2 separate regions of the Homo sapiens genome follow, and region 2 is linked to region 1. Evidence: read pairs that join two places in POLR2A ChIA-PET (ENCODE). Cell type or tissue: B cell. All regions are shown on one strand. Links, peaks and the distances in the headings refer to the core of each region. The heading gives the core; the rest is flanking DNA. Region 1 overlaps ZBED6 (zinc finger BED-type containing 6). Region 2 overlaps ATP2B4 (ATPase plasma membrane Ca2+ transporting 4).

The links. Peaks named below come from ENCODE experiments on the same cell type or tissue, not always from the same donor. Only the 100,000 strongest peaks of a DNase experiment are listed, where the experiment ranks them.
Region 2: POLR2A ChIA-PET joins it to region 1 with 8 read pairs; 3 of 35 experiments call an interaction of 5 or more read pairs at or near these places.

Annotation. Positions count from the first base shown.
Region 1 is chr1:203,800,052-203,815,225 of GRCh38, forward strand. ZBED6 (zinc finger BED-type containing 6) reads left to right here. Exons shown (of 17, transcript NM_001395895.1): 1 at 1-2,965. The coding sequence ends at 411. It overlaps ZC3H11A (zinc finger CCCH-type containing 11A), which reads left to right. Exons shown (of 18, transcript NM_001376342.1): 2 at 1,524-2,965. It overlaps LOC128031836, which reads left to right and starts at 2,043. Exons shown (of 1, transcript NM_001414738.1): 1 at 2,043-2,141. The coding sequence starts at 2,043. The coding sequence ends at 2,141. It also overlaps the pseudogene LOC100420338. RefSeq lists an enhancer at 3,174-3,675. In B cell, for the core only: no CTCF peak of the experiment used is centred there; no DNase peak of the experiment used is centred there; H3K27ac peaks cover 872 bases.
Region 2 is chr1:203,667,918-203,683,091 of GRCh38, forward strand. ATP2B4 (ATPase plasma membrane Ca2+ transporting 4) reads left to right here. Exons shown (of 21, transcript NM_001684.5): 2 at 14,825-15,174. Among named protein-coding and RNA genes, the nearest start is that of ATP2B4, 49 kb to the left of the region's middle. In B cell, for the core only: no CTCF peak of the experiment used is centred there; a DNase peak (open chromatin) is centred at 6,294; H3K27ac peaks cover 511 bases.

The DNA.
Region 1 (15,174 bases), core at 4,054-12,053:
GATAGCTCAGCTGTAGACAATGTTGCCCTTGGAAGCAAAAGCTTCATGTTCCCTTCTGCTGTAGCAGTTGTGGATGAGTACTTCAAAGAGAAGTATTCAGAGTTCTCAGGAGGTGATGACCCTTTAATTTACTGGCAGAGGAAGATAAGCATATGGCCGGCTTTGACCCAGGTTGCCATCCAGTATCTAAGTTGCCCCATGTGTAGTTGGCAATCTGAATGTATCTTTACTAAAAATAGCCACTTTCATCCAAAACAGATCATGAGCCTGGACTTTGACAATATAGAACAACTGATGTTTCTGAAAATGAACTTGAAAAATGTTAACTACGATTATTCTACGTTGGTTCTGAGCTGGGATCCTGAGCAGAATGAAGTTGTTCAAAGCAGTGAAAAAGAAATACTGCCTTAATTTCTTTTTCTCCATTTAAAATGGGCAACTTTTTGCTGTGTTACTGTATCTTAATAGCTGTAGTTGTTAAATATAATCATTATCTTTATAAACACATCTGGGGAAACCTGAAATCACACAAGGGCTGAAAATTCCTCAGAGGCAATATAATTTTGATAAAATGAAGATTAAAGATTTCATAGCTATAACTGTGGCGCTAGCACTTGAAAATTTTGCTTATACCAATGAGAGAGAAGATATTTTTAATTAAAAAAAATATAGTGCAGCATTGAAAGGCCTTAGGCTTTCTTCCTGGTAGATTGAACTAGTAATTGGTTTTAAGTAAAACTTCCCCCACCATGGGAAATTTTATTGCTCTGAAATCAACGAAATGAGAAAAAAGTACACTGGCTGGCATTCCTCCTGCCCCTGTTTTTCTGTTTCCTTAAAAACCCTGATGCTTAATTACAACTTGGCAAAAAGAAAACCCGTGAAATTGTTTTATATTTGGAAATTTCTAATTGCCTCCTCATACTGGTCAGCTTTATAATTTCAAATTGTTGAGTGTGATAGTGTTACCCTTTAGAATTGGATCTTATATAAAAGGGAAATATTAGAAAACAATTAGGAAAATATACTTTTAGTCTTTGAAATGCCTGTTTTAACCTTTATAAAATATTATAAAAATAGATTGTGTAGGTACTTTCAAATAATTTATGGGTAAAAACAGACTAAAATGTTTGCAAGAATTGGAAAAGGTTGAATGGGAATTGTAATGAGAGCCCTTTGAACATGCTTGGAAAAACCCAGTAGACATTTCCCAAAGATTGTTTCTGTAATTTTAGGTAATCTTTTTAAAAACATACTTAATGACCCATTATACTGTATTAACTGTGCGGTTGTTTTGGCCACTGAATTCTTAATGAAAACTAAGCAGTCGGTATTTTTATGTGTTAGGAATCATTGGTGAAATGAGTGAATTGATCTCATTTTAAGATCCCTTTCTACTCTGAAAGTATGTTTCTGAGATTGAGTAGGAGGCCAGAAAATGATGACTTTTAGTAAAAGTCTATTAAAAGTTTCAGACTGAATAACTAATGTGAGATCCCAATTTTTCCTTTTTTTCATTTTAGATTTGGGGATATTCCCTGCCCAAAAAATTCCTGGAAAATTGACTAGTATTAAGTGTGAGTAAAAGGTGTCCACTTTTTTTTAAGTTTTGATTTTAGTTTTGTCTTGGATAGTATTTGGCAAGATTTAGCCTAGAAATTATGTAGTATTTATTACATAAGAATCAAAATTGCTTTGTTACTGGGCTGGTTTCAAAGTTTAGAACTCATTTCTATGTATCAAAATCGGGTTTTTTTTGGTTTTGATTTTTTTTTTTTTTAAATTCTTAAATGGTAAATATGCCATTGTGAAATGAAATCTCAACTCCAAAAGTTTACCCTTTTACTAACTGGAGTAAATGTATACTTACAAAGTCTTTAGCTGTAGCCATTAGTAGTAAAGAATTTGGACCTAGGCTGCGTAAGCAAGCCTTTCCAGGGCCACTATTTAATGGCAAACCAGTGATACTGGTGTTGATACAAAATAAGAAATAAATTTTCCCTTAGATAAAGCTTTCTGTGTTTTGACAGTGCCAGTTTAGAATGGCTATAATGCTGCTCTGCCTTCTACAGCTTGCTGCACCACTCTGTAGTTACTCTATTACCATACGTTTCTATCTTTTTTGGTTAAACACTCCCTGATGACGATGATGGATATATATACATACATCCATATTATACATAATGATATATGTGTAAGGATTTACCTTCGTCTTTATTTTGTGGGCTGGGCAAAATTTAGTGTAACAATAACTTCATGATACTTTGGTATAAGAGTAAGTTCTTTATTTTTATAATGAACCCAAATCTAAAGTCTTTTATAGTGCATTTTAAAAGGGGAAACTTATCCAAATGTTATATTTCTATACATTTTTGTGTATATGTGTGTGTGTATAAGCCAGTTAGTATATATCTGTATGTATATTATATACATAAAACACTATATTTTTACATACAAGTATGCTTTTATTATACAGATAATAAAGATGGGGGAAGGTTTCTGTTTTTTTCTTAATAGGTGAAGAAATCTTGAAGACCAGAAATTGGATCTTACTGAAAAACTGATGTTTTTTTGTTTTTTTTTTAAATTATATTGTTCAGCTATGGAAGATGGAGTTTTTTTTCATGATCCTTTAACTCTCAAGTTCATCTTTAAATGAACTCTTTTTTTTTGTTTTTTTTTTGTTTTGTTTTGTTTTGTTTTTGAGGAGATAACTAACCCTAGCTGTCTCCAGTCTGACAAAGGTTATTTGAATGGACTTAATCTCCCAGTAGTTGGGAGATGTTTTAAAAACACATGCTGTGTTTGAATTGTGGCTGAGAGGTTTTCTTGGCAATGTGAGGAGGAAATTTTTTTCTGCCTCATTATTATTAATTCATGGATTGAGTGTTGGTTCGACCTACAGGCGTAATAGATTGGAACTCAGTGAAGACACAGATGTTCCTGTTCAGAGCAACCAGCTAATGTAAGTGGGGAAGCAGGCATTTTTCGCATGAAAGGAGTGAACATTCTTGTCATTTAAGGCATAATTTTCATGGATCAGTAAGAAATTAAAAGGCCATTGTTCAGACATTTTTGCTTGTACATAATTGTTTACAAATTTTTAGTTTTGGGATGGAAACATATTTTTTTCTTTCTTTTCTTTTTTTCTTTTTTGGAGACGGAGTTTTACTCTTGTCCCCTAGGCTGGAGTGCAATGGTGCCATCTTGGCTCACTGCAACCTCCTCCTCCCAGGTTCAAGCAGTTCTCCTGCCTCAGCCTCCTGGGTAGCTGGGATTACAGATGTGCACCACTACACCGGATAATTTTTGTATTATTAGTGGAGATGAAGTTTCACCATCTTGGCCAGGCTGGTCTGGAATTCCTGACCTCAGGTGATCCACCAGCCTCAGCCTCCCAAAGTGCTGGGATTACAGGCATGAGCCACCGCCTCTGGCCCATAGTTTTTCTTTCTTTGTTTTGATAATATATGTACATTGTAAAAAAGGTAAAAACAGCATAGCCAAAGTGAAATCTTCCTGTAATTCCATCTCCTTGGAGAAAAGCACTGGGTTATTTTGTTTCGTTTTGAAACAGGGTCTTGTGCTCTGTCACTGAGGCTGGAGTGCAGTGGCATGATCATAGCTCACTGCAACGTCAAACCCCTGGGCTTAAGAGATCCTATTGCCGAAGCCTCCTGAGTAGCTGGAACTACAGGTGTGCCCCACTGTACCTGGCTACTTTTTAAAACCTTTTGTAGAGATGGAGTTGCTCTGTGTTGCCCAGGCTGTTCTCAAACTCCTGGGTTCAAGCAGTCTTCCTGCCTTGGCCAACCAGTGTTGGGATTACAGGTGTGAGCCACCATGCCTGGCCTCCCATTCCTTTTTAAATAATGATTCTAGATGATTTTATAATCAAGTTCCAGTAATAAACTCTAATTGGGATTTTGACTTGAATTACATTCGATGTGTGCATTATTTTTTGGGGAGAAGTAATTTCTTTAATCCTCTATTTATTCATTATCCAGGTCTTCTGTGCCTTAGTAGTTTCATAGTGTTTTGGTTTTGTTTTTAATTTAATGTGGGTCTTGCATACTTCTTCATTTTCTTCCTGTATATGTGTTTTTTTTTTTTTTTTTGAGACAGAGTCTCGCTCTGTCGCCCAGGCTGGAGTGCAGTGGCGTGATCTCGATTCACTGCAAACTCCGCCTCCCGGGTTCACGCCATTCTCCTGCCTCAGCCTCCCGAGTAGCTGGGACTACAGGCACCCGCCACCTCGCCTGGCTAACTTTTTTGTATTTTTAGTAGAGACGGGGTTTCACCGTGTTAGACAGGATGGTCTCCATCTCCTGACCTCGTGATCCGCCCGCCTCGGCCTCCCAAAGTGCTAGGATTACAAGCATGAGCCACCACGCCCGGCCCTTCCTGTATATCTTTTTATTGTGAATGGTCTCTTCCTGTATATCTTTTTACTGTGAGTGGTACTCTGCCATCATCTGAATGATTATTGCTGGTATGAAGGAAATTTACTGCTTCTTGTAGATCTTACATTTTTATTATTTTCAATTTGTTTTAGTTGATAGATTTTCTAGTTTGCAAGCATGTAATCTGCAGGTTCTGGATTTTTTTCTTTTTTGCCTCATCTTTTTTTTTTTTTTTGATATGGAGTATTGCTCTCGTTGCCTAGGCTGGAGTGCAATGGTGCTGTCTTGGCTCATTGCAACCTCTGCCTTCCAGGTTCAAGTGATTCTTCTGTCTCAGCCTCCCAAGTAGCTGAGATTACAGGCGCATGCCACCATGCCCGGCTGATTTTTGTATTTTTAGTAGAGATGGGGTTTCATCATATTGGCCAGGCTGGTCTCAAACTCCTGACCTCAGGTGATCTGCCCAACTCGGCCTCCTAAAGTGCTGGGATTACAGGCGTGAGCTATTGTGCCCGGCCTGTCTCGTCTTTTTAATATATGTTTGTAATTTATGCCTTTTTTTCCTTTTGAAAAAATTGAGTAAATAAATGTCCTATTCATCAAATATCAAGAAATATTCATTATTGATTTCAAGATGTAGTATTAAGGAAACCACAGAATCAAAATACCCACTTCTGATACAGTAGTGATTTTTTTTTTTTTTTTTGAGACAGAGTCTTGCTCTGTCGCCCAGGCTGTGGGGTGATCTTGGCTCACTGGACCTCCGCCTCCTGGGTTCAAGCAATTCTCCTGCTTCAGTCTCCCGAGAGTAGGACTACAGGCGCCCGCCACCACACCCGGCTAATTTTTTGTATTTTTAGTAGAGATGGGGTTTCACCATGTTGGCCAGGCTGGTCTCGAACTTCTGACCTTGTGATCTGCCTGCCTCAGCCTTTCAAAGTGCTGGGATTACAGGTGTGAGCCACCGCGCCCTGCCAGAATCAAGTTTTAGTACAAAGAAAGCATTTCCCAAGCAATGAGTCTCAAAGGAAAAAAATAGAAGAGCAATGTAATTAAACTTTCCTTCAAAGAAAGGACAGAAACGTATCTGTTACGGTAAATTTGGAAAGATCAGTATTTCATAGTCCCATAATATGTTTTACATGATGTACTTAAATGCAAATGTATGAAGCAGGGATCTGTGGCAATCCAAATTCATCCACCAGAACTCCATCCTTGTTTTTGTGACAGTGGGAACACCTTCTGGAATTGCAGGTGCAGATGCTGGCTCATCTAAATAGAACTCTTGGTCAGCCACAAGCTCATCACCCAGTGTATCCAACTCTGCTTCTAGGTTGTCTTCATCTAATTCTGGGCCGCCATAACTGCGACTCAGTGCTTCTTGGATTTCATTTGCATCTTCCATCATGTCCACTAGCTGGTCTTGTAAATTCTCAATCTGGTCAGTTTTCACTTGCTTGTCTACCTTCATTTCCTTTGCTCCCAGTTTCATAGCATCAACCGTGGTCTTGGTATCCTTCAATGACTGGATGGTGTAATTAACTTGTTTCATGTTGAATGACTCTTGGGTGCGATTGTCCTGCTGCTGCTCATACATCCGCTTTTGTTTTAAAACTCGCAAGGCTTTCTGCGTAATCATATTCTTTGTAGGACCCCCTCTCATCTTGATCTGGTCCTTATACTTCACTAGCTCAGCATCCAATCTAGAAATCTTGTCAGTGGATTCTGCCCTGCTGTCCACCATGCCAATGCAGTCATTCAGGCTGGGCAGCGGAGCCTTAATTTCACTTTCCTGAAGAATCAGTTTATCTTGAGTGGCTGTAAAGGAACCCATACACCTTTTTTTCTTTTTCCTTTTTTTTTTTGAGACGGAGTCTCGCTCTGTCACTAGGCTGGAGTTCAAGTGGCATAATCTTGGCTCACTGCAGCCTCTGCCTTCCGGGTTCAAGCGATTCTCCTGCCTCAGCCTGCTGAGTAGCTGGGATTATAGGCATCTGCCATCATGCCCGGCTAATTTTTGTATTTTTTAATAGAGATTAGGTTTCACCATGTTGGCCAGGCTGGTCTTGAGCTCCTGGACTCAAGTGATCAGCCCACCTAGGCCTCCCAAAGTGCTGGGATTATAGGCATGAGCCACCGTGCCCGGCCTAACACCTTTTTTTCTTAATGCATATACTAGAACATCTGGAACAGTGTTGAAAGATGGTGAAGACTGTTGAATGGGTGTCCTTTTTTCGCTTATCTTGAGTTAGTTTACCTCTAGTGTTTTACCATATTGCATATGCTGATGATTTCTGGTGATTATGTGCATTTATGCTAGGAAGTACCTTACAATTTACCAAGTTTTTGTTGAGTGGATATTGCACCTCAGGTTCCTTTTTTTTTTTTTTTTTGCTATTTTACTTGATAAAGACTACTTCAAGTACTTTTCTTCACTTTTTAACCATTTTTTCTTTTTTGAAGTCTTTCAAAAATTACTACAGGATTTTTTTTGTTTTTTACCCCTTTTACTCTAGTAAATATAATGAGTTTCCTAATGTTAACCCATTCCTAGTCCCAGAATAAACCTTTTTGATTATGTAGTGTTATTTATTTTATTTCAATTTTTATTTAGAGATGGGGTCTCATTGTGTTGCCCAGGCTGGTCTCAAACTCCTAGCCTCAAGTCAGTAATCCTCCCAAAGCTCCGGGATTACAGGCATGAGCTACCATTCCTGACCATGTTACTATTTTAATATACAGCTGGTTCAATTTGCTAATGCTTTATTTAGGATTTTTTATCTGTGTCATAAATCAGATGTCCAAAGCAGCTGTTTTAAACATTTTTAAAATTTTTATTTATTTATTTAGAGACAGTGTCTTGCTCTTTTGCCCAGGTTGGAATACAGTGATGTGATCATAGCTCAGTGCAACCTCAAACTCCTGGGCTCAAGGCTTCCTCCAGCGTCAGCCCCCTGAGTAGCTGGGATTACAAATGTGACTCACTATGCCTGGCTATTGGTAAAAATATTATGACTGTTTTTTGGGTTTGTAATATATGTGACACAAAGTTTTGTTTTGTCTTACTGTTTTTTTTTTGTTGGTTTTTTAGAGATAGAGTCTCGCTCTGCCTCCCAGGCTGGAGTGCAGTGATGTGATCATAGCTCACTGCAGTCTCAAACTCCTGGGCTCAAGTGATCCTTCCAGCTCAGCCTCCCAAGTAGCTAGGACCACAGATGTATGGACCATGCCCAGCTAAATTTTTTTTTCTTTTGGGAGAGAGACATGGTCTCACTATGTTGCCCAGGCTTATTTATTTATTTTTTGAGAGAGGGTCTTGCTCTGTTGCGCAGACCAGAGTGCAGTGGGGCAGTCACGGCTCACTGCAGCCTCGACCTCTTGGGCTCAAGCAATCCTTCTGCCTCAGCGTCCCAAGTAGCTGGGAGTAAAGACATGTGCCACCATACCTGGCTAATTTTTTAATTTAGTGTAGAAACTAGGTCTCATTATGTTGCCCAGGCTGGTCTTGAACTCCTGGGTTCAAGCAGTCCTCCTGTCTCGGCCTCTCAAAGTGCTGGCATTACGGATGTGAGCCACCATGCCTGGCCTGTTTTGTTTTTTTTCTACTTTTATTGAGTACTTTTTTGTAAGTTCTTTTTCTTAAGTTAGAATATTTTCTTGAGTATTTTTCAAAAGTATAAGTACATAGGTGATATACTTTTTGAGAATTTTTGTATCTAAAAACTTCTAAGTTCTGAGCTATTTGTGAAATGTAGTTTGAAATTCTAAACTTAAAGGTCATAATCTCCTTTACATTCTGGATGAATAGCATTTTGTCTTTTGGCATTTAGAGATTCAGATGAGAAGTCTAATAATGTCAAGTCTGATTTTCTTTCCTTTGTTGTCAATCTGATTTTTCCTGAAAGTTTGTATGATTTTGTCTTTACCATTGGAATTCAAAAATTTTACCATGTCTGTGTATAGCAGAGATGTCTTTAAAGAAAAGTTCTGCCTGGCATTTGATGATCCCCTTTAATGTAAAGACTCAAGTCCATCAAATTTAAGGAAATGTTCTTATATTGTTTCTTTCATAATCTCTACAAATTCCATTCCTTTTTAGGATTTCTATTTATAGAAATTGAGTTTTCTGGAATTATTTTCATTTCATATACAATTTCCCTCTTAGTGACATATGTTGGCATTTTTGGTTTGGATTCGTGGAGATGTCGTGTCAGTAATCTCTTGTAATTCAGTTATTATGTTTTTCATCAGTGTTTATTCTGTTCTTTCCTCTACTGAAATCTATTTTTGAAGGTAGGGGCTGGAAATTAGAGTCTTCATCTTCGTCGTCGTCATCGCCATCTTCTTCTTTTTTTTCTTCATTATTATCATTATTTTATATATTTATTTTCTTGAGAAGGCGTTTTTCTGTTGTTGCCCAGGATGGAGTGCAATGGCACAATCTTGGCTCACTGCAACCTCCACCTCCCGGGTTCAGGTGATTCTCCTGCCTCAGCCTCCCAAGTAGCTGGGATTACAGGCATTCGCCACCACGCCCAGCTAATTTTGTATTTTTAGTAGAGACAGGATTTCACCATGTTGGTCAAGCTGGTCTCGAACTCCTGACCTCAGGTGATCCACCTGTCTCGGCCTCCCAAAGTGCTAGGATTACAGGCATGAGCCACCACACCCAGCCTGAGTTTTCTTATTATTTTTGAAGCTTTGTTTTCTTCTCACTGTTTTTTTTTTTTTTTTTTTTTGAGATGGAGTCTTGCTTTGTCTCCCAGGCTGGAGTGCAGTGGCATGATCTTGGCTCACTGCAACCTCCGCCTCCAGGGTTCAAGCGATTCTTCTGCCTCAGCCTCCCGAGTAACTGGGACAACAGGCGCACACTACCGTGCCCGGCTAATTTTTTATATTTTTAGTAGAGGCGGTGTTTCACCATATTGGCCAGGCTGGTCTCAAACTCCTGACCTCGTGATCCGCCCATCTCCGAAATCCCAGGTTGCTGGGATTACAGGCCTGAGCCACCGCACCCAGCCCCACTCTTTTTTCATAGTGGTATGTTCATTTGTAGCAATGCTATATCCTTTAAAACTTGCTGAGAGCATGAAGATTTTAAAATAATATGTCCTTTTTCCTACATTAACTTCTAGAGAGTGGGTTGAGAAAGGTCCCATTATTTTTCTTGGCTTCATATTTTCAAACGGTTATTTTCTGTTGAAAAGTAACCAGGTTAACCGGGTGCGGTGGCTCACGGCTGTAATCCTAGCACTTTGTGAGGCTGAGATGGGCAGATCACTTGAGGTCAGGAGTTCGAGACCAATCTGGCCAACATGGTGAAACCCCGTCTCTACTAAAAATACAAAAATTAGCCAGGCATGGTGGCAGGCGCCTGTAATTCCAGCTACTCGGGAGGGTGAGGCAGGAGAATTGCTTGAACCCAGGAGGTGGAGGTTGCAGTAAGTCAAGATCACGCAACTGCACTCCAGGTTTGGGCAACAGAGCGAGACTCTCTCAAAAATAACAAAACTAAACAAAAAAAAGTAACTGGGTTTTTCTTGGCAACCTAGATACTTTTTTTTTCCTTTTAAACTTAAGAAATTTATGGATGTGCATCTTTGTTTTGTGTTTTTGCATGGGATAGTATTGATTATAAAGTCATTGGAGCATCATTTAAAAGCTGGAGTGGTGTTTTTTTTGTTTTTGTTTTTTGTTTTTTTTTTAAGAGATGAGGTCTGTCTGTTGCCCAGGCTGTTCTTGAACTCCTGGTCTCAAGTGATCCTCTTGCCTTGGTCTCTCAAAGTGTTAGGATTATAGGCATGAGCCACTGCACCTGGCCTTGCCGTTTTCTTGAATGGCAATTATATTTGTTTTTATCCTAGTGAAAGTTACAGAAGCTTAGTGTATAAAGATGATATATAAAGAAACTTTTCTTTTTTTCTTTATCTCTTATTTCCTTTTTCTTGTTTTACATTGTAGCTGTTAGGTTTTTTTTTTTTTTGAGACAGAGTCTCACTCTGTCGCCCAGGCTAGAGTGCAGTGGCGCGATCTCAGCTCACTGCAACCTGCACCTCTGGGGTTCACACCATTCTCCTGCCTCAGCCTCCAGAGTAGCTGGGACCACAGGCGCCCACCACCACGCCCAGCTAATTTTTTGTATTTTTAGTAGAGATGGGGTTTCACAGTGTCAGCCAGGATGGTCTCGATCTCCTGACCTCGTGATCCACCCGCCTCGGACTCCCAAAATGCTGGGAATACAGGCGTGAGCCACCGCGCCCGGCCAGCTCTTAGATCTGACGAAGGAGTTTTTTCTGTTGAAACATTAGTAAGGGAGTGTTATCTACTCAGGATTCCATTTCTCCACACTCTGCCCAACTTTGAGGGCTCTTTGCAGAAAATGATTTGAAAATTAGTTGTGGGCCAGACGCTCACGCCTGTAATCCCAGCACTTTGAGAGGTTGAGGCGGGCAGATGACCTGAGGTCAGGAGTTTCACACCAGCCTGGCCACTATGGTGAAACTCCATCTCTACTAAAAATACAAAAAAAAAAAAAAATTAGCAGGGTATGGTGGTAGGCGCCTGTAATCCCAGTTACTTGGGAGGCTGAGGCAAGAGAATCGCTTGAAACCAGAAGGTGGAGGTTGCAATGAGCCGAGATTGCGCCACTGCACTCCAGCAGCCTGGGTAGAAGAGTGAAACTCTGTCACAAAAAAAAAAAAAAAAAAGCCAAGTGTGGTGGTGGGCACCTGTAATTCCAGCTACTTGGGAGGCTGAGGCAGGCGACTCACTTGAACCCAGGAGGTGGAGGTTGCAGTCAGCTGAGGTCGTGCCATTGCACTTCAGCCTGGGCAACAAGAGCAAAACTCGAAACTCCGTCTCCAGATAAATAAATAAATAAAATTAGTTGCCAAAAAATTGTAAATTCTGCTGTGTCTTTGCATTTCATAGCTACCATTTCATTGTTTCAATTACTTTGTTGCTGGTCTTTCTAAAACCGGTAACAGTTTCAAATATGTTCTTTGGAATATTGATTTTGTGAGTGAGATTGACCTCTAAGCCTTTTATTCCCCTTAAAAACTTTTTTTTTCTGGAGGCAGAATCTTGCTCTGTTGCCTAGTCTGGAGTGCAGTGGCAAGATTGTGGCTCACTGCAACCTCTGCCCCCTGGATTCAAGCGATTCTTGTACATTAGCCTCCCGAGTAGCTGAGACTACAGTTGTGGGCTACCACGCCTGGCTAATTTTTTGTATTTTCAGTAGAGATGGGATTTTGCCATGTTGGCCAGGCTGGTCTTGAACTCTTGACCTCAAATGACTTTTTTTATTATTAAACTTTTTCCTTTGTTGCATATATGTCTGAAAAGTATTCAGATAGCTTTGTCTTTTTCTTTTTTTTTTTTTTTAGACAGGTCTCACTGTCACCCAGGCTGGAGTGCAGTAGTGTGATCTTGGTTCACTGCAACCTCCACCTCCTGTGTTCAAGTGATTCTCACACCTCAGCCTCCTGAGTAGCTGGGACTATAGATGTGTGCCACCATGCTTGGCTAATTTTTATATTTTTTGATAGAGACGAGGTTTCACCATGTTGGCCAGGCTGGTCTTGAACTACTGACCTCAAGTGATCCACCCACCTCGGCCTCCCAAAGTGCTGGGATTACATGTATGAGTCACCACACTGGGCCTTAACTTTCATTTTAAATTCAGGGGTACATGTGCAGGATGTGCAGGTTTGTTACACAGGTAAATGTGTGTCGTGGGGGTTTGTTGTACAGATTATTTCATCACCCAGGTATTAAGCCTAGTATCTATTAGTTGTTTTTCCTGATCCTCTCCCTCCTCCCACCTTCTACCTTCTGATAGGCTCCAGTGTTTGTTGTTCCCCTCTATGTGTCCAAGTGTTCTCAGCATTTAGCTCCCACTTATAAGTGAGAACATGCTGTATTTGGTTTCCTGTTTCTGCATTAGTTTGCTAAGGATAATAGCCTCTGGCTCCATTCATGTCCCTGCAAAGGACATGATTTTGTTCCTTTTTATTGGATGCATACTATTCCATGTTTTGTGTTTTTTTCAGACTTCTGTCTTGTTGCTTCCCATCCTCACCAGCATTTAGTGCTTTCAGTATTTTGGATTTTAGCCATTCTAAATTTTTTTTTTTTTTTTTTTTTGAGACGGAGTCTCACTCTGTTGCCCAGGCTGGAGTATAGTGGCATGATCTCGGCTCACTGCAGCCTCTGCCTCCTAGGTTCAAACGATTCTCCTGTTTTTGCCTCCTGAGTAGCTGGGATTACAGGTGTGTGCTACCACGGCCAGCTAATTTTTGTATTTTTAGTAGAGATGGGGTCTCACCATGTTTGCCAAGCTCGTCTTGAACTCCTGACCTCAGATGACCCACCTGCCTCGGCCTCCCAAAGTGCTGGGATTACAAGTGTGAGCCACTGTGCCCAAATGGATTTTAGCCATTAGAAAAGGAATTTGCAATCCCTAATGATGCATGATGTTGGGCAAGATTTCAAATGCTTATTTTCCATCTGTATACCTTCTTTGGTGAGGTACCTGTTCAGATCTTTTGCCTTTTTGAATTGGGGAGTTGTTTTCTTATTTTTGAGTTTCAAGAGTTATATATTTTGTATATCAGACCTTATCAGTTATGTTTTGCAAATATTTTCTCCCAGCCTGTGGCTTTTTCATTCTTTCTTAAGCTTCTTAACAGAGCTTTCACAGAGCAGACCTTTTTAATTTTAATGAACTCCAATTTAATGTTTTTTTGTTTTTTGTTTTTTGTTTTTTTTTGGATGGAGTTTTGCTCTTGTTGCCTAGGCTGGAGTGCAGTGGTGTGATCTCAGCTCACTGCAACCTCCGCCTCCCAGGTTCAAGCAATTCTCTTGCCTCAGCCTCCTCAGTAGCTGGGATCACAGGCATTCACCACCATGCCTGGCTAAATTTTAATGGTTTTTATTGAAAACCAATTTATTGGTTTTCTTTTGTATTTAAGTTGTTATCCATGTTATTTTTTGTGAAAAGTATAAAGTCTGTGTCTAAAATTATTTTTTTATATGTGGATATCCATTTGTTCCAGTAACATATGTTGAAAAGACTATCCTTTTCCCCTTTGTCAAAGGTCATTTGACTATGCTTGTTATCTGTATTAGTTCCTAGGACTTCCATAACAAAGTATCACAAACTGGGTAGCTACAGAAGTTTGTTGTCTCACAATTCTGAAGGTGAGATGTCTAAAATGTTTTCAGCAGGGCCATTCTCCCTCTGAAGCCTGTAGAGGAATGATCCTTACCCATTCTGGCTTCTGGTGTTTGTTGGCAATCCTTGGCATTCCTTGGTTTGTAGATGCATCACTCCAGCCACATGGTCATCTTCTCCTTGTGTGTCTTCTCATCACATTCCCTCTGTACATGTCTGTCTCTTTCATTTTAAGCTGGCAACATTTTTTGCTAAGATGGTTGCCTGAATCTAGTCACACACCTAATCTCCAACAAACTGTTGCCCACCCATACCCTTTTCTCTACAGAGCATACATTCTTGTTTTTTTTTTTTGCAATATGGATAGAGTGAGAATTTTCTAAATTTTCAAGTTCAGATTCTTTATTCCTTTTTGCTTCATAGTTCTTGCCTCAATATGTCTCTCTCCTTGCATTTCACTGTAAGCAGCAGGAAAAGCCCAGGCTGTTCCTTCCACACTTTGCTTAGAAATCTCCTCAGCTAAAACCCAAGTTCATTGCTTCCAGGTTCTGCCTTCTGCCCAACACAACCCAATTCTAAGTTCTCTGCCACTTTTTAACAGGAATAACCTTTCCGGCCAGGCGCTGGCTCACACCTGTAATCCCAGCACTTTGGGAGGCTGAGGTGGGAGGATCATCTGAGGTCAGAAGTTCAAGACCAGCCTGGCCAACATGGCGAAACCCTGTCTCTACTAAAAATACAAAAATTAGCCATATGTGGTGGTGCAAGCCTGTAATTCCAGCTACTTGGGAGACTGAGGCGGGAGAATTGCTTGAACCTGGGAGGCAGAGGTTGCAGTGAGCCAAGATGGCACCATTGCATTCCAGCCTGGGTGACAGAGCAAGACTCCATCTCAAAGAAAAAAAAAAGAATAACCTTTCCTCCAGTTTCCAATAACACGATCCTAATTTCTGACTGAAACCTCACCATAAGTACCTTAAGTACCTTTAACGTTCATATGCTTTAGCAGCAGTTTCTTCTAGGCCTTTTCTATCAAGTACCTCAAAAGTCTTCCAGCCTCCACCTATGACCCAATAACAAAGCTGCTTACATATTTTTAGATTTTTTTGTTTTTGGTTTTTTACAGCAGCATTCACTTTCTGGTATGAAACTCTAATGGCTGTATATTGTCACATTACATGAATATACCGTAATTTTTTTAAATCATTTGTTTATTTTTGAGATAGAGTCTCACTCTGTTGTCCAGGATGGAGTGCAGTGCATGATCTCGGCTCACTGCAACCTCCACCTCCCGGGTTCAAGAAGTTTCCCTACCTTAGGCTCCTGAGTAGCTGGGACTACAGGTGTGTGCCACCACACCTGGGTAATTTTTGTATTTTTAGTAGAGATGGGGTTTCGCCATGTTGTCCAGGCTGTTCTCAAACTCCTGACCTCAAGTGATCCACCAGCTTCCACCTCCCAAAGTGCTGGGATTACAGGCATGAGCCACCGTGCCTGGCCATATATCATAATTTTTAAAAATAGTCTCCAGTTTTTGAACAGTTAGGTTTCTAGATGTTATTTCATTATTTTCTTCCTTTTCTTTTCTTTTTTTTT
Region 2 (15,174 bases), core at 4,139-12,138, 130 kb before region 1:
TTTGGAACAGCTGGCCAGGGTGTGTTAGACTGGAGGAACTGGGGGAAAGCTTGCTCTGGCAATCTTCTGCAGAAACAAATAGCATGAGATGCCTATGAAAGTTTCACTCTGCTTGGATAGGATGTGTGATGCTACTCCTCCTCTGCGAATCCTTGTGTAGTGGTGGGGAAAGAGAGAAGAAAGCAGCCTGTCACCAGGGGTTGGATTTTAGCATCCATATGTCTATTCCCCACCATGCTCTGTAGGCTCAGAGTGGAACGGAGGTGGAACAGTGGAGCCATCTTGCAGCTTGTAGTTGGGTAGGACTAGCTTATTGTGTTCAGTTCTTGAGTGGTCAGCTTCTTTGGGAACCCTGAAAGGAGCCAGGGTCAGATTGTAGTGCCTTTTTAATCTGTCTAGTCTTCTGCCTCCATCAAGCCACTCCCCTATTTATGCTAGATTGGGAGCTTGGCTGAGCATACTACATCCTGACTTTGGTGTTTTGTTTTGTTTTTTTCATTTTTTAGATGGCTATAGTTACTATAACTGACTTTTGTATTTAATCCATGGGAATATTCTCCTATCCCTCCCCTTCCCCCACCTAGAGTCCTCAGTGTTAACTGTTTATCTCTACCTCCAATGTAGTTAGTTCCCACATAAATATTTGACTTAGACAAGCAAGCTCCAGATGGACTGGGGAGAATGCAGATTGGCTCATGGAATCTGGTCCCACATGCCTTTGACCCATCATCCGTGACCCCAGTGACACAGATGGGTCCTGGGTTGGTGCTGGCTGTGGCAGCCCCACAAGTGCCTGACTTGCTTTTCAGCACATTCCTGCTCCTTCCACTGTGTGAGCCACTGTGGACTAGGACAGGACTGATTGGTTTCAGAAATTATCCAGGCAAGGATCAATCCAATTAGGCTGTCCCTGGAGATGTGGGAAAAGAGAATGAGAGAGATTGAGAGATTGAAATAGACAGATAGATTGGGGAGAAGGAGGTAGGGGAAGGGATACACATAAGTATGGGATAATAAAGTCAGAAGTTTGGGAATGAGGTATAGAGAAAAATGGGGAGGTGGAAATAGTTTGGTGCTAGGTATTCTTCTTATGATCTTGGTAGCTTAGGGCTTTAGAAATAAAATAATCTAGAAAATATCTTATTTTTTCACTTCCTACAAACCTCCGACCACCATCCCACCATTCTTCCAGGTTTTGCCTTGGAGGTTGAAGTGGTGTTTAAAGTGGTATGTATAGGAGTTTAGAATCAACTGGGTTGTGTTCACCTTTGCCTCTCCCTAGAGAGTAGATGGATTCCTTCAGTGATGGCTCATTCCCCTTCTATCTGCACCAAAACCTCTGTGACTGTGTCCTGCAGATCAAGGGAGATGTGCCATCAACCATTCATTCAGTCTGCCAATTTTAAGGTGCAAAGAATGTGGGCAGATGGAGCAAGTGCTGAAGGAGTGGTGCCTGGGTCTTACTGATTGTCTCTGGAGACTGGATCCCTTTCCAGGACTTTTTTTGGTTGTTGTTTGTTCGTTTGTCTGTTTTTTGAGATGGAGTCTGGCTCTTGTTGCCCAGGCTGGAGTGCGATGGCGTGATCTCGGCTTACCACAACCTCTGCCTCTCAGGTTCAAGCGATTCTCCTACCTCAGCCTCCCGTGTACCTGGGATTACAGGCACGTGCCACCACCCCCTGCTAATTTTTGTATATTTAGTAGAGACGGAGTTTCTCCATATTGGTCAGGCTGGTCTCGAACTCCCGACCTCAGGTGATCTGCCCACCTCAGCCTCCCAAAGCGCTGGGATTACAGGCGTGAGCCACCGTTCCTGGCCCCTTTCTGGGACTTTCATACTTTTCCTTCCCTTGGAAACAGAAGCACACTGGATGGAACAGAGAGAGGTGGCTCATTCATTAATTGCACAGGTTAGGCCAGGCTCTGGAGCTGAGGTTGGGATAGAGAGGTGATGACACAACCTTTCTGCTCACTTGGAAGAAAAATACACAATACTCTCCACTTTCTCTCCCCTGAGAGACTTCCATCAACAATGACCAGCTGGGGCTGAGTCACCTCTTTGCCTGCCCTTTGTCTCTTTCAACAATGAGCCCTGTGTCCATCACTGTGGATGCGAGCCCTTTGGAATAGATGTTCTTTCTAGTCCATGAGTTTTGGAAGCTCACTCTACCTTGGGACACTGAAATATGTCTGCATCTCTCTTTGTCTTTTTATGTATTCCCAAGTAATGGCCACTCGGCTTGAGTTCATACTCTTTTTTATTTTATCTTTTTTTTTTTTAATTGAGTCTCACTGTGTCACCCAGGCTTGGAGTGCAGTGGCACGATCTCAGCTCACTGCAACCTCCATCTTCCCGGTTCAAGTGATTCTCCTGACTCAGCCTCCCAAGTAGCTGGGATTACAGGTGTGTGCCACCACAGGTGGCTAATTTTTGTATTTTTGGTAGAGACGGGGTTTCGCCATGTTGGCCAGACTGGTCTCTAACTCCTGACCTCAGGTGACCCACCTGCCTTGGCCTCCCACAGTGTTGGGATTACAGGCGTGAGCCACTGCGCCCGGCCGAGTTCATACTCTTAACCTAGGAAGAGAAGCACAGCTTATCTGGAACCTTAATTCATAGTTAGTACTTTTCCATCAGCCTACACCCAACAGTCCAGGACTATACCTTTTTCATCTGTGGACTCTTTCCTCACCTCTCCCTTCTCCCTTCCCACCCTATAGGAACTAGGATGCTGATGATAGTTGGTTTGACAGGTTTAGAAGTGATGCCTGCTCTGCTCTTCTGACCTCAAGGTTCTGCCAAGACTGATTTTTATCCCAAGTTCTGATTTCTCCAACAAGAGCTTATGAGCTAACCAGGGCTGTCAGTTAGGACTTTAACCTCTCCTGGGGCACCAGAAGGGTGCTTCCCTGATGGGAGCATCAGTGTCTTCCCCCTTCTCCTGCCCTCTCTCCTCCCCGTGGGGAGTGTTCTCATCTATATCCTTTCTGAGCCATGGTGGCATCTGGGAGACATTCAGTTATCATATGAGATGGGAGGAAATGGAACAGTCTATGCAATTTGCTGTTTTTAACACTGCCCTAACTTTATTTTTATCTGGTTAATGTGTCTGTTGGCAGTAAGAGGTTTTTAATCTCCTAATAAGTGTATACCAATCCAAAAGAAGCTGGAATAAGGTGGGGAGAAGGGGTTGATAAATTCCTGCAGCATCTTTATATTCCAACTAGCTGTTTCTGAAAGGTGACTCTTTCTCTTACTCACATGTTGTTTAGTGATTGACGACCTATAGCATATTTATTAGTCAGTTCACGCTTTCAGCTCAGTTGTGTGTATGTGAGTGTGTGCATGCCTGTGATTAATTACCACATTGACTTGTGACTCCCACTTTCTTGACCTTCATTTTTTTTCTTTATTTTGTTTAGATAAAAAAAATAAGTCTCACTATGTTGCCAAGGCTGATCTCAAACTCCTGAGTTCAAGCAATCCTCCCTCCTCAGCCTCCCAAAGAGCACGATTATAGGCGTGAGCCACCGCACCTGCCTCTCCTGCCCATCTTGAACCACCTATGGCCCTTATTTCTCTTCTTCTTTGCTATTTTATTTTTGGTTGAGGGAGTCAAGGCAGAGGGCCATAGTACTTCCATCGAATAGATGCAGACTGACCTCTGATCACTCCCTAACCCCTCGGCCAAAAACCTTTCCCACGTCTCTGGTGCCCGAGACATATGTGTCTAGGGAGGAATCAGCTGCACTGTTACTCATCCATCAGCATCTGAACCTTGCATGCTGACTCTGTGATGCTGACTAAGGGTCCTCACCACCTTGACTAAAATCTTGGGTCTTGCTATGCAGAAGTAGCCCTTCACCCCAAAGCTAAGGAGAAAGGATTGGATGAAAGTTCTCTGTAGAAGTGGAGGAAACACGTGTCTCCTCAGAGGTACCTCTAGAGGTTGTTCTCTGCAACCCTCCAGCTAGAGTGAGCAGGCTCCTTGCCTGGGTGGCACTGCTACCCACAGAGGGGATGGGGGCTTCGAAGCTCTCCTCCCACGACACCTGGTGAATCCTCCATGTCTTCCTCCCTTGATAGTGGCAGCTGGTGGGGGCTGGGGGGAGGGAGGAGTGCTGCTGTTAGAGCAAGAAGACAAAGTGGCTTTGTCTCTTATCCGTAATATAAGTGCAGGGAGGTGAGAAGACCCTGGGGTTTGGCGTTTCTCCTTGAGGAGCTGAGCCAGAGGCAGGGCTTTGGTTCCTAAGTGATTAGAGGCCTGCATGGCCAGAGGCCGCACCTTCCCTTTTGGAAAGGAGCTCACCCACACTCCTTGCTTCCATCTTCCCCTTCCTGGCTCAAGTCATAGGCTCTATTTTCTGGCTATCCTGTTTTTGTTCCTGAGTAAGTTGCGGTGGCTCTTTTTTTTTTTTTTTTTTTTTTTTTTTTTTTTAAAGCTGATTTAGGGGGTTGGGAAAAGAAAACTTTAAAAGTAAAATAATAAAAAACAGACCACTCTGTCATTACAGGCACATAAATAGCTTTACCGTCGCTGGGCTGCACACTCGCTTTGCCATAGCAACCTAAAGCGACTGTTTATAACAGCTTGTCAACTGGCCTGGAAACCAGCAGCTGCTGCTGGCCGCCCTGGCCTCGGAGCAGTGGGCAGGCGCTCCCTGAGAGGTGTTATGGAGGCGGTGAGCCTGGTGCTTCTTCTGGAACCGTGGGGGATGGCAGGGGAACGGCAGCCTGGGTTCCAGAGGCAACCAGGGGCAGTAATGTTTTGGGAGCCAAAGTGAGCAGCGAATGTCTTTTGTTTTTGTTTTCCCCTCATCTGTGTATGGGCCCCAGCATCGCTCATCTCCTGTGGAGATAGAAGACAGGGCTGGGAGGGGATTTGCTCCACTGGAACCTGAAAGGGGCCTGGGTGTCCCTCTGAACCTCACGAGGTGGCTTGTTTTAACTTTTCGAATAGACCTTGGCTTCTGTTGTAGCCTGTTGAGTGACATCCTCTCAAGTCTGTTTTCTCAAAGACTAAAAAAATGTGGGCTTTTTCAGGGCTCTGTCTGGGAAAGGGGGCTGCCCAGAGATAAATGGAAGCAGAGATCAGCAACCTGGAAGGACTAGCAGAGGGAGAGGGAAGAGTGAAGGAGACACATGGCAAGATCTTCCTGTGCCTTCCCATGTCAGCCTGGAGCTGAAGGGGTTCATGGGAATGCTTTGGAACCTCGCAACATTTTCAAAGTGTGGTCCCCAGACCAGATGCATCAGCTCACCCTGTTAAGGAACTTGTTAGGAGTGCACCTTCCCAGGCCCCACCTCCGTTCTTGTGCACCAGAAACTCAGGAGTTGGCAGGGAGGGGCCCAATAGGTTTGCCCCAGTTCTCCAGAGGATCCTAGTGCTCACTCTGGGTTTGAGAACCACAGCTCTAAAACATTACTCAAGTGCAAGGAAGCATGATCAGTTCGCTTTCCAAAGGCCTAGGCTGACTGAATGGATCCTGTCTGTGCAATATGTGAACAAGGAAGAATAAAACAGGCGCAGAGGGGTGGCAGGTTATTAGCGATCATTCCTGGCCACCTTTTTTAATAAGCACTGTCTTTTCAGCATGGAGCCCTCGCTGATTTGCCTGTGACTTCCAGGAAATAAGCCCAGAGAAGGCTGGAATAGGTAAAGCGGGGATGGGAGGTTCTCTGTACTCTGTACAGGTGAGACTGTCAGAGTGGAGAAAGGGAATGGGAGCAGCCAGGCCTGATGACCAGTATGGGACATGCTGACTAGTATCTGGGCCACACAGGAATGTTGTTTTAAGTCCTCTCCTGCTGAGCGTCTGGGGACAGAGCAGCTGCCCCTGGTGCTCCCTTTTGGTGGATGAGATGTGGCCTCCTCAGTCTGTGGCCAGGCAACTTCTTCCCCCTTGTCCTGAGGACTCCACCAGATCCTGAGGCCTGGGAACAACCAGGTCCCGACCCGGTAGCCCAGGGAGATGACCCCTCTCCATAAGCATGACATGATTCTGCTGAAATTCGTTTCTAAAAATAACCTAGGATCCGATCCAGCTGCTAAAAAGCCCCTTTGTTCCCTTGAAACCAAAATATGGAAAGCCACAGCAGCCCCAAGAAAGACAGTCTGTGTAGTCCAAGAGAGTGCATATACGAAATACTTGAATGCTGCTGCCGGAGGGCTGCGTCCTGTCTGTGGCCTAGAAGCTTCCTGCCGCAGCTCTGAGGAGTGAGTAGCAGTTATCGTTGCTAACCCTTATCCTGAGTGAACGGGGTCAGGAGAGGCTGCCAGTACCCCTTTTGTTAAACAGACCTTCCAGATGGCATTGTCACTTCCACCTGAAGGTGGCTCTTGTCCTCCTTAAACAACTGAAGGAAATGGTGAGCGCTGCTGTTTCATCCTCTACATTTTTTTGAGCTCTAGCTTGCTGTGAACACCCCTACCTCCACCCCATACATCCTCTGAGTCACTGGAGGACACAGAGGTGACCCAGGCCAGTGTGACTCACACAATTTGAAAGAGGTTGGCTTTCCCAAGGCTCTGGGCCTAAGGGACTGCCCTTTCTCATCTTGATAATTTTTTTTGAGATGGAGTTTTACTCTGTTACCCAGGCTGGAATGCAGTGGCACGATCTCAGCTCACTGCAACCTCTGCCTCCAAGGTTCAAGTGATTCTCCTGTCTCAGCCTTCTGTGCAGCTGGGATCACAGGCGTGCAACACCACACCTGGCTTTTTTTTTTTTTTTTTTTTTTTTTTTTTTTTTTTCTGAGATGGGGTCTCACTGTGTCTCCCAGGCTGGAGTGCAATGGCACAGTCTTGGCTCACTGCAACCTCCATCTCCCGGGTTCAAGCAACTCTTCTGCCTCAGCCTCCTGAGTAGCTGGGACTACAGGCACGTGCCACCACACCTGGCTAATTTTTTGTATTTTTAGTAGAGACGGGGTTTCACCATGTTAGCCAGGATGGAATTTTTATATTTTTAGTAGAGACGGGGTTTCGCCATGTTGGCCAGGCTGGTCTCAAACTCCTGACCTCAGGTGATCTGCCCACCTTGGCCTCCCAAAGTGCTGGGATTACAGGCATGAGCCACTGCGCCTGGCCTCATCTTAATAATACTGATGCCATTTCAAGATGGAGCCAGTGGCCAGGGGTCAGGGGGACAGCCGTGCCCTCCCAGGCACATTCCTGCTTCCTCCCACCACACTGTTTCCCTACCCATGCCCTGGAGCTTTCTGTCTTCATCTTGGTGGTTCTTAAAACCTGTGACATGGGTTGGATCTTAGCAGACCAGGTGATCAGGATCAGGCTGTCAACCTTGGGTCAATTCTTGGTATCGCTGTTTGGAGAAAGCTTTTGTCATCTATGGGTCCTACCTTCTCCCTGCCTTCTGAAGGCATCTGACCAGAACTGGTAAGTTTTGCCACCATTATCACTGCACAGCATATCCTAGACAACACAGCCACTCCAAGACTGAGAGGTATTTTATTTTTATTTTTTGGATCTCAGATCACCACAGATAATGTTCCAGTGAACATCCTTGCACATGCCCCCTCCAGGCCCTGGATGAGGATTTCTTTGGAAGATGTAGCCAGGACTAGATGACTGGGTCCACAGCATGCATAGATGTAGTTTGACCAAAAAGCACCAAGTGATTCTGGGGAGGAGGGATGAATTCTGGATTCCTGAGACCCAGGGGCTACGAGTGACACGTTTTCTCCGATTAGATGCTTTGACTCTAGTACTACCTTTTTTGGTGGAATTGAAGAAGGTGCTGTCAGAGTAGCAGACTTGGAGAGGGGGAAGTAAGTGAGGGAGGCCCGTGGATACCACCTCCTAACCAGGAAGTGGCGTTCTATCTTCAGAAAGAGAGAACTGAGCCTGCGAGTGACATCCTCTCAAGTCTGTTTTCTCAAAAACTAAAAGGATGTGGGCTTTCCTTGGGTCTCTGGGAAAGGGGGCTGTCCTGAGATGACTGGAAGCAGAGACTAGCAACCTGGAAGGACTATAGGGGGGAGAGGGAAGAGCAAAGGAGACATGAACCAGAACCCAGAACTTCAGGAAGGGAGTACCCCACCCCCAGGAGGCTAAGTTCTAGGGGCTAGCTGAAAATTAGCATCAGATTCCCTGACCAGGCCATGGTATACTATCCCATGGTGAGGCCAGAGGCCTGGCTTGGTGTGCCCGCCCTCACCTGGCTTCCTGGCTTGGGTGTGGCTGTCGGATGATGATGACAAGTGGTCCCACCCGCCACCTGAACTTTAGCCAACACCTGCTGCCTCTGACCTTGTTCCCATGCCTCCAAAGGGCCTCAGTAGGCTGAAGGAGGGCATGTGCTCTAGTCTGCTTCTGCAAACCAGTTGGCATTTAAGGAGCAATTAGGGCAGGGCAGACATGGGGAGGGGAGGAAGAACCCGGGATTGTGATGAGGATGGCTGCCAGACCTGAGGGATTGGAAGTGGCCAGGGTGAACTAGAATCTGGGTCATGGAAATAAGGAGCCTGTGATAAGGAGGCGGGCAGAACAGCCTCTGCCTGAGATTCACACCTCCGGAGAGAAGGGCTAGCCAGGGATGTTTTAGGCTAGGCAGCCTACCATGGTCAGGTTCTTGCCAGCTTTCTTGATAGGGCACTGTCCTTTGGAAGCGTAAGAGTGCCAGAGAGAAGGAGTAGAGCTTAAACCCCCCAAGGTGGTGCACAGGAAACAGCCCTGCTGGAAACAAGAGAGAGAATGCAGAGCAGGTTCTCCCTCTGTGCTTCTCCCAGATCACCAGGGGGAGCAAGGCCAAGAGCATGAGACGACTGAGTGGAGGAAGCCCTCATCCCCACCACTGGGCTCTCCAGGCAGGAATTGGATATGCTTGGACTCACAGCAATCTAGAGCCCAGTGCTTTCTGGCTTGGGGTGGGGGTGGGGTGAGGGGAGGGGAGGACAAGGGGGAAGGGAGGGTGTCTGCTCCCAAAAAGCTTTGAGTCTATCCCTATGCCTTCCCAGAAAGTTTACAAGAGGTAGATATTTCCCTGACCTATTTCAGTGCCTTTAGGAGTCAGGAACAAGGGACAGATGGGTTTATGTGAGCCTTCTCATCAAGGTTTAGGAAGTAAGCTCATAGTTTGTTTACATTTTTTTTATATCATTGTTCTTGCACTTGAGGCAAGTTGGCTTTGAATTCAGATTAGGGCACAAATCTGGCTCTCTGAATCTATATTTCCCTGCTATAAGAAGGAGAGGTCCTTCTTATAGGGTTGTTGGTGAGAATTCAATGAAACAGTGTATGTAAGAATGATAATAGCTACAGTGTGTGGACCAGCCACTATGCCAGGCACTACATAATACATAGGGGTATGTACATAATTTCTAATTTTCATATGAAGTACCTAGTATGACTCCTAGCACATGGTAGGTGCTCAACAAATATTTTTTTCCCAACCTTCCCACCTCTCCCAATCCCACATCCCTGTTCCTGAGTATAGGGAGAAGTAGAGCCTCGCTTGGAATGAGGGAGACTGACTCTAGGTCAGAAAAAAGACTACGGGTTTTCTGAGGGACTCCTAAAGCAGGTTTTGTTTGTTTGTTTCTGAAGCAGAGTCTCGCTGTCACCCAGGCGGGAGTGCAGTGGCACGATCTTGGCTCACTGTAGCCTCTGCCTCCCAGGTTCAAGTGATTCTCCTGTCTCAGCCTCCCAAGTAGTTGGGATTACAGGCATTCACCACCATGCCCAGCTAATTTTTTCTGTTTTTAGTAGAGACAGGGTTTCACCTTGTTGGCCAGGCTAGTCTCAAACTCCTGACCTCAGGTGATCCGCCCACCTCGGCCTCCCAAAGTGCTGGGATTACAAGCATGAGCCACCGCACCCGGCCCTGAAGCAGGTTTTATATTGTAGCTGGGTGCATTCTAAAGTGGGACCAGGCTGCTTCCCCTCTCCAGAGGTCTTCCCTTCCTCACTCATCAAGTCCTGCCTGGCAGTGATGCTGGCACCCCTGCCAGAGTATCTCCAAGTGCTACCGGCTTGCTCCTGAGCAGAGGCTCTCAGCCCATCGGGGAAGGACAGAGTAGGGCAGGGCAGGGAAGTGTCTGCTCCACTGAGCAGCCCCTGCCTGTAGCCCAGAAGCCAGAGTTGACCAGAGCCTCTTATTATTCCAGGCAGGTCTGTCTGCAGTGCTGCAGCAGCCTGAAGCCCTAGCCCCGGGCCCCTCCTGTTTCCTTTCTCCCATTTTTATGCATCACATCACATTCAATAGGAGCATTTAGTAGCGGGGAGACTCAGGGGGTGAGTTCCTTTCATATTTTCAAATATACCCTACTCTATAACCTATACAAGGTATCACTCTTTTTCCTCATAGTTTGGGGATGTATTTCTTCTTTAGCAGCCTGGGAAAGCTAAAAGTAAAAGATTCCTTGGACAAAATTGGAGGAAAGTGTGTCTGACTAGTGTTTACACTTTGGTGACTTAGGTTCTTGTCTCTGGCAGCTCCTCATTTCTAGAGGCTTTTTTTTTTTTTTTTTTTTGAAGTCAGGGTCCCACTTGGTTTGCCCAGGCTGAAACTAAGTGATATGAACACAGCTCACTGCACACTGCAGCTTCCACCTCCCAGGCTCAAATGACCCTCCCACCTCAGCCTCCCAACTTGCTAGGACCACAGGTGTGCGCCATCATGCCCAGCTAATTTTTGTATTTTTTGTAGAGACAGGGTTTCACCGTGTTACCTAGGCTGGTATCGAACTCCTGAGTTCAAGCGATTCTCCCGCCTCAGCCTTCCAAAGTGCTGGGATTACAGGCAGGAGCCACGGCACCTGGCAGATGCCTGCCTTTTAAAGGGCCTCTTAGAAGCTTGCCAGAAAATGAGGAGGTTTAGGCTCAAGAGAAGGAGCAAAGTGTAACAAAAAGAGCACCAGGCAGTCAAGACCACTGACTTGCTAAGACCAAACCACTTTTTTATCTCCCTGTACCTTTGTATCTTCATCTGTAAGGTGGGGGTCACAGCTGTCCTAACTAGAATTGATATGACCAATGCTTTCACACGTCATCTACAAATTATAGAACAGATGTTATAGGAATTTAGGAGGAAAAAAGTAAAATGTCTTAATGATCATGTAAAGCATTATGATTTCTTGCCCTAGGAGGAAGAGATGAGAGAGTTAGCTCTTCTATCCTATCATCTCTTAGGCTTGCAAAATATTAGAAAAGAGGAGGGAGCACATACCTTACCGAGAATGCCCCAAGCCGAATGACTAACCCTTACCTGAAAAGAGGTAGTACCTTTCAGGTGTCTGAGCAGTTCATTTGATGCTGAGGTGGTGTGAGCACCTTCAGATTATTCTTTGGCAGTTGCCTAATCAGATTAGGGGCCAGGCAAGCTCAGCAGTTGCAGAGAACTCATACTCCGGAGAGTTCAAAACTCAGACAGAAGTGGGGACGTCATGATATGTTTCCTAGTATTATAGCGATCCCACCTTAAACCTCAGGCCCCAACTCTGCACTGCCCTTTTGACTTTGTGCCAGCAGCTTAGCGCTTGACCTACTCTGTGTTTCTCTAGATAAGCCTGAGGCAAACAAATCTTTTCATTCTTTTCCACATGTGTTCTTCAGCCCCATGTGTTCTAATCTTATGCGACCTTTTCCATCAGTTGCCTATGGAAGTGGAAGAATCTCTCCGCTTTGGTACTGTGAAAAGAGGTTCAAAGTAAGGAAGGAATTCTGCCAGGCGCAGTAGTTCACGCCTCTAATCCTAGCACTTTGGGAGGCCGAGGGGGGTGGATCACAAGGTCAAGAGATCGAGACCATCCTGGCCAACATGGTGAAATCCCATCTCTACTAAAATACAAAAATTAGCTGGGCATGGTGGCATGCGACTGTAGTCTCAGCTACTTGGGAGACTGAGGCAGGAGAATCACTTGAACCCAGGAGGCAGAGGTTGCAATGAGCTGAGATTGCGCCACTGCACTCCAGCCTGGCAACAGAGCGAGGCTCCATCTCAAAAACAAACAAACAAAAAAAACACAAAATATTAGCTGGGCATGGTGGCAGGTGCCTATGATCCCAGTTACTCAGGAAGCTGAGGCGGGAGAATCACTTGAACCTGGGAGGCGGAGGTTGCAGTGAGCCAAGATCGCACGACTGCATTCCGGCCTGGGTGACAGAGTGAGACTCTTTCTCAAAAAAAAAAAAAAAAAAAAGGAAGGAATTCTGACTCAGACTGTCTTTTCTAATTCTCAAGAGACCCAAGACCCTATATGCTGGTGGTTATTGCTAATGGTTATAACCTAGCTAATGGTTATTGTTAATGAAGCTGCCTTAGAATTTTCCATTCTTTTGGTGGGGTGGGGGTTCCCTGGCAAGGAAAGATGGAAGGGCACATGGAGCTTATTGTTCTTCTTCTACTTAAAGGGCTTAATAACAAAAGTTCATTAAGATCAAATTAGGCGGCTGGGCGCGGTGGCTCATGCCTGAATCCCAGCACTTTGGGAGGCCGAGGCGTGCGGATCACGAGGTCAGGAGACCAAGACCATCCTGGCTAACACGGTGAAACCCCGTCTCCACTAAAAATACAAAAAATTAGCCGGGTGTGGTGGTGGGCGCCTGTGGTCCCAGCCACTCGGGAGGCTGAGGCAGGAGAATGGCGTGAACCCGGGAGGTGGAGCTTGCCGTGAGCTGAGATCGCGCCACTGCACTCCAGCCTGGGCGACAGAGTGAGACTCCGTCTCAAAAAAAAAAGAAAAAAAAGATCAAATTAGGCTTTCTCCCATCACTTAAGTGTCCTATTCCAGACACTGGATACCTTTCATCTAAGATTTCCAAGCACTATTTCTATAATTCCATTCCTTTATCACTTTCTTAGGGTGGTGCGAAAAGACAGGGCCCATTCTCTACCCAACTAAAGGTGGAAGGAACTGAGTCCTGAGAAGGCTAAGTAACATCCCTGTCTTCATGAAGCAAACATTGTAGTGGGTGAAGACAGAAAAGGTAAAATCCTCTGATTCCTAGTTCAACACTCTATCAGCATTGTTCCCAACATCCTCTTGAAAGGTTAAGGAGTTCTACTTAAGGGTCAAGTTGGGTTTCTTGCTACTTTAGCCCTTCCCACTTCTTCCAGGCTTGGAGGAGAAGCTGAACTGGGGTGAAAACTCTGTGGTCCTGCCTGTGCCTATACCAGTCTGAATGAAGGGAGTTTGACACATTGCCTCAGGTTCTTTGTGGATCTTCTTGTTTCCCAGATAAGAAGGGAGTACGATATTTTAAAAACAAATAGAGCCCTGCTTTCTTAACTCTTTGTAAGTCAGAGTAGTGCTAAAAATCTATGTGGCGAGGAGGACGCAAAGGGCAAATTGGGAGAGGGAGGAGTATAAATCAACCTGCATCCCTGTGGAAGCTTCTGGGAAGAGGATTGTCAGGAATCGGCAAAGACTTTGGCTACATGTGACTTTGGAGGAGATCATTGATAAAAGAATCAAGTCCCTTATCTGATGGTTCTTGTGCTTCTTTGTTCACCTTCTAGAAGTAAGTGTGGCATCTATTTATTACAGAGAGGTTGGCCAGAGCTCCTTGCCACCCCCTGGTAACTGAAGTCGTCAGTGGGGACTACGTAACCGGGGCTGGGGTCCCATGTTCTGGTGCTGTGCTAAGAGTCCCTTCACATTTAAAAGGCTGATGTGTGGCAGTGACACCTGTCAGTGGCATGACACACAGCGGCCCCACTCTGAAACTGAGAAGGGGCCTCAGGATAAGTTCTCTTCCCACCTTCAGCCCTCCGTTTTGTCACCTACACCACACCCCCTAGTTAGCATGCGTGAGAGGTAATGCATCTTTCTGAGGGGAGAAATGCTGGCCTCTCTCTGGTGCCTTTATTGAGCTGATGTGAGACTCTGGTGCTCACTCACAGGCTAGCTTGTCTCCCTTGCTAACCTTGCTGTGGCCCTATCCTCTATCTGAATTGAGAGGTATCTTACCGCTCCCACTCCAGAGAAACTTTAATGCTCAGGCTTCAAACTCCCTATCTTTCCTCCTCAGAGGTCCTTCTGTCCCCTTTACTAGAAAAAAAAAAAAGTTCACCCTGCGTCACCAACTGCCAAAGCATTTTACTCTCCTCTTCTCCCCAAAAGCCTCTTGGAGGAGGGTGGAGCTTAGCCTCAGAACAAAACTTGGTGCCGGCCAGGTTGACACCTGCACGGGCTGCAGAATTTCCGTACACCTGGAGGCTGAGTACTCTAACGGGCTTTGGAGGATTTTGACATCTTCTATCAAGTTGTCATTTCCATACACCTGGAGGCTGAGTACTCTAAGGGGCTTTGGAAGATTTTGACATCTTCTATCAAGTTGTCTTCCTTGTGTGTAAATGTGTGTGTTGGGAGTGGGAAGAGTGTGGGTTGTGGGAGAGGAAGGCAGACTGACAGGCCACCCTTCAGATCACTTAGATCTGAACTCCTTTTTCTGACCTCTTCTCATCTTTTATAGATAAGGTCAGACTAAAGGATCCTGTCACAGGTCCCTCAAATAGACAGGGAAAACATTAGAGCCATCAGAGGTCGTAACCATTTATTTCCAAGTTTCTGAAGCTGTGGGTTTTATGTTGCTTGGTTGGGAGAGGTGAGACGTGAAGACTCGGGTATTGAAATTACTCCTCTACATTGGAGTTTACAGGCTGCAGGGGCCTCCCAGGAAGGAACGGGCCTCTCTTGAGTCAGCTCTCTAAGCTCAGGCCTAGCTATCAGTTCAGCTCAGATCTCAACTGTCACTTAAACCCTTGTGCTTAGACTGGGTACCTCTTGCCCTTGCAGATGCTGGATACTTATGGCTGCTCTAATGGTTTCTTTTTGTCTATCTTTGAACCTTTATTCCAGAGATCCAGTTGTCATCGGTATCCAGGAAGCTCTCCTCTTCCTCCTCCTGACGTCTACTACTACAGTTGCTGGTTGTTGCTAAGGTTGCTGCCATGGTAACATGCACATCCTGTTTACACCTTCATCTGGGCAAGTTGGTCTAAGCTAGGAACCTACCTACCCTGGACAACTACTATCATCACCACCTGGGGACACCAATCATCGTGACACGGAGTCCACCTTCCACTCAGTTCCCCCATCCTCTTCCTCCTCTCGCTGCCAGACTTCATACGGAAGAAAGGATCTAGACTTCGGACGGCTACTCGGGAGCTTATTGCACAAGATATATTCAATCTATTCCCTCACTGGGC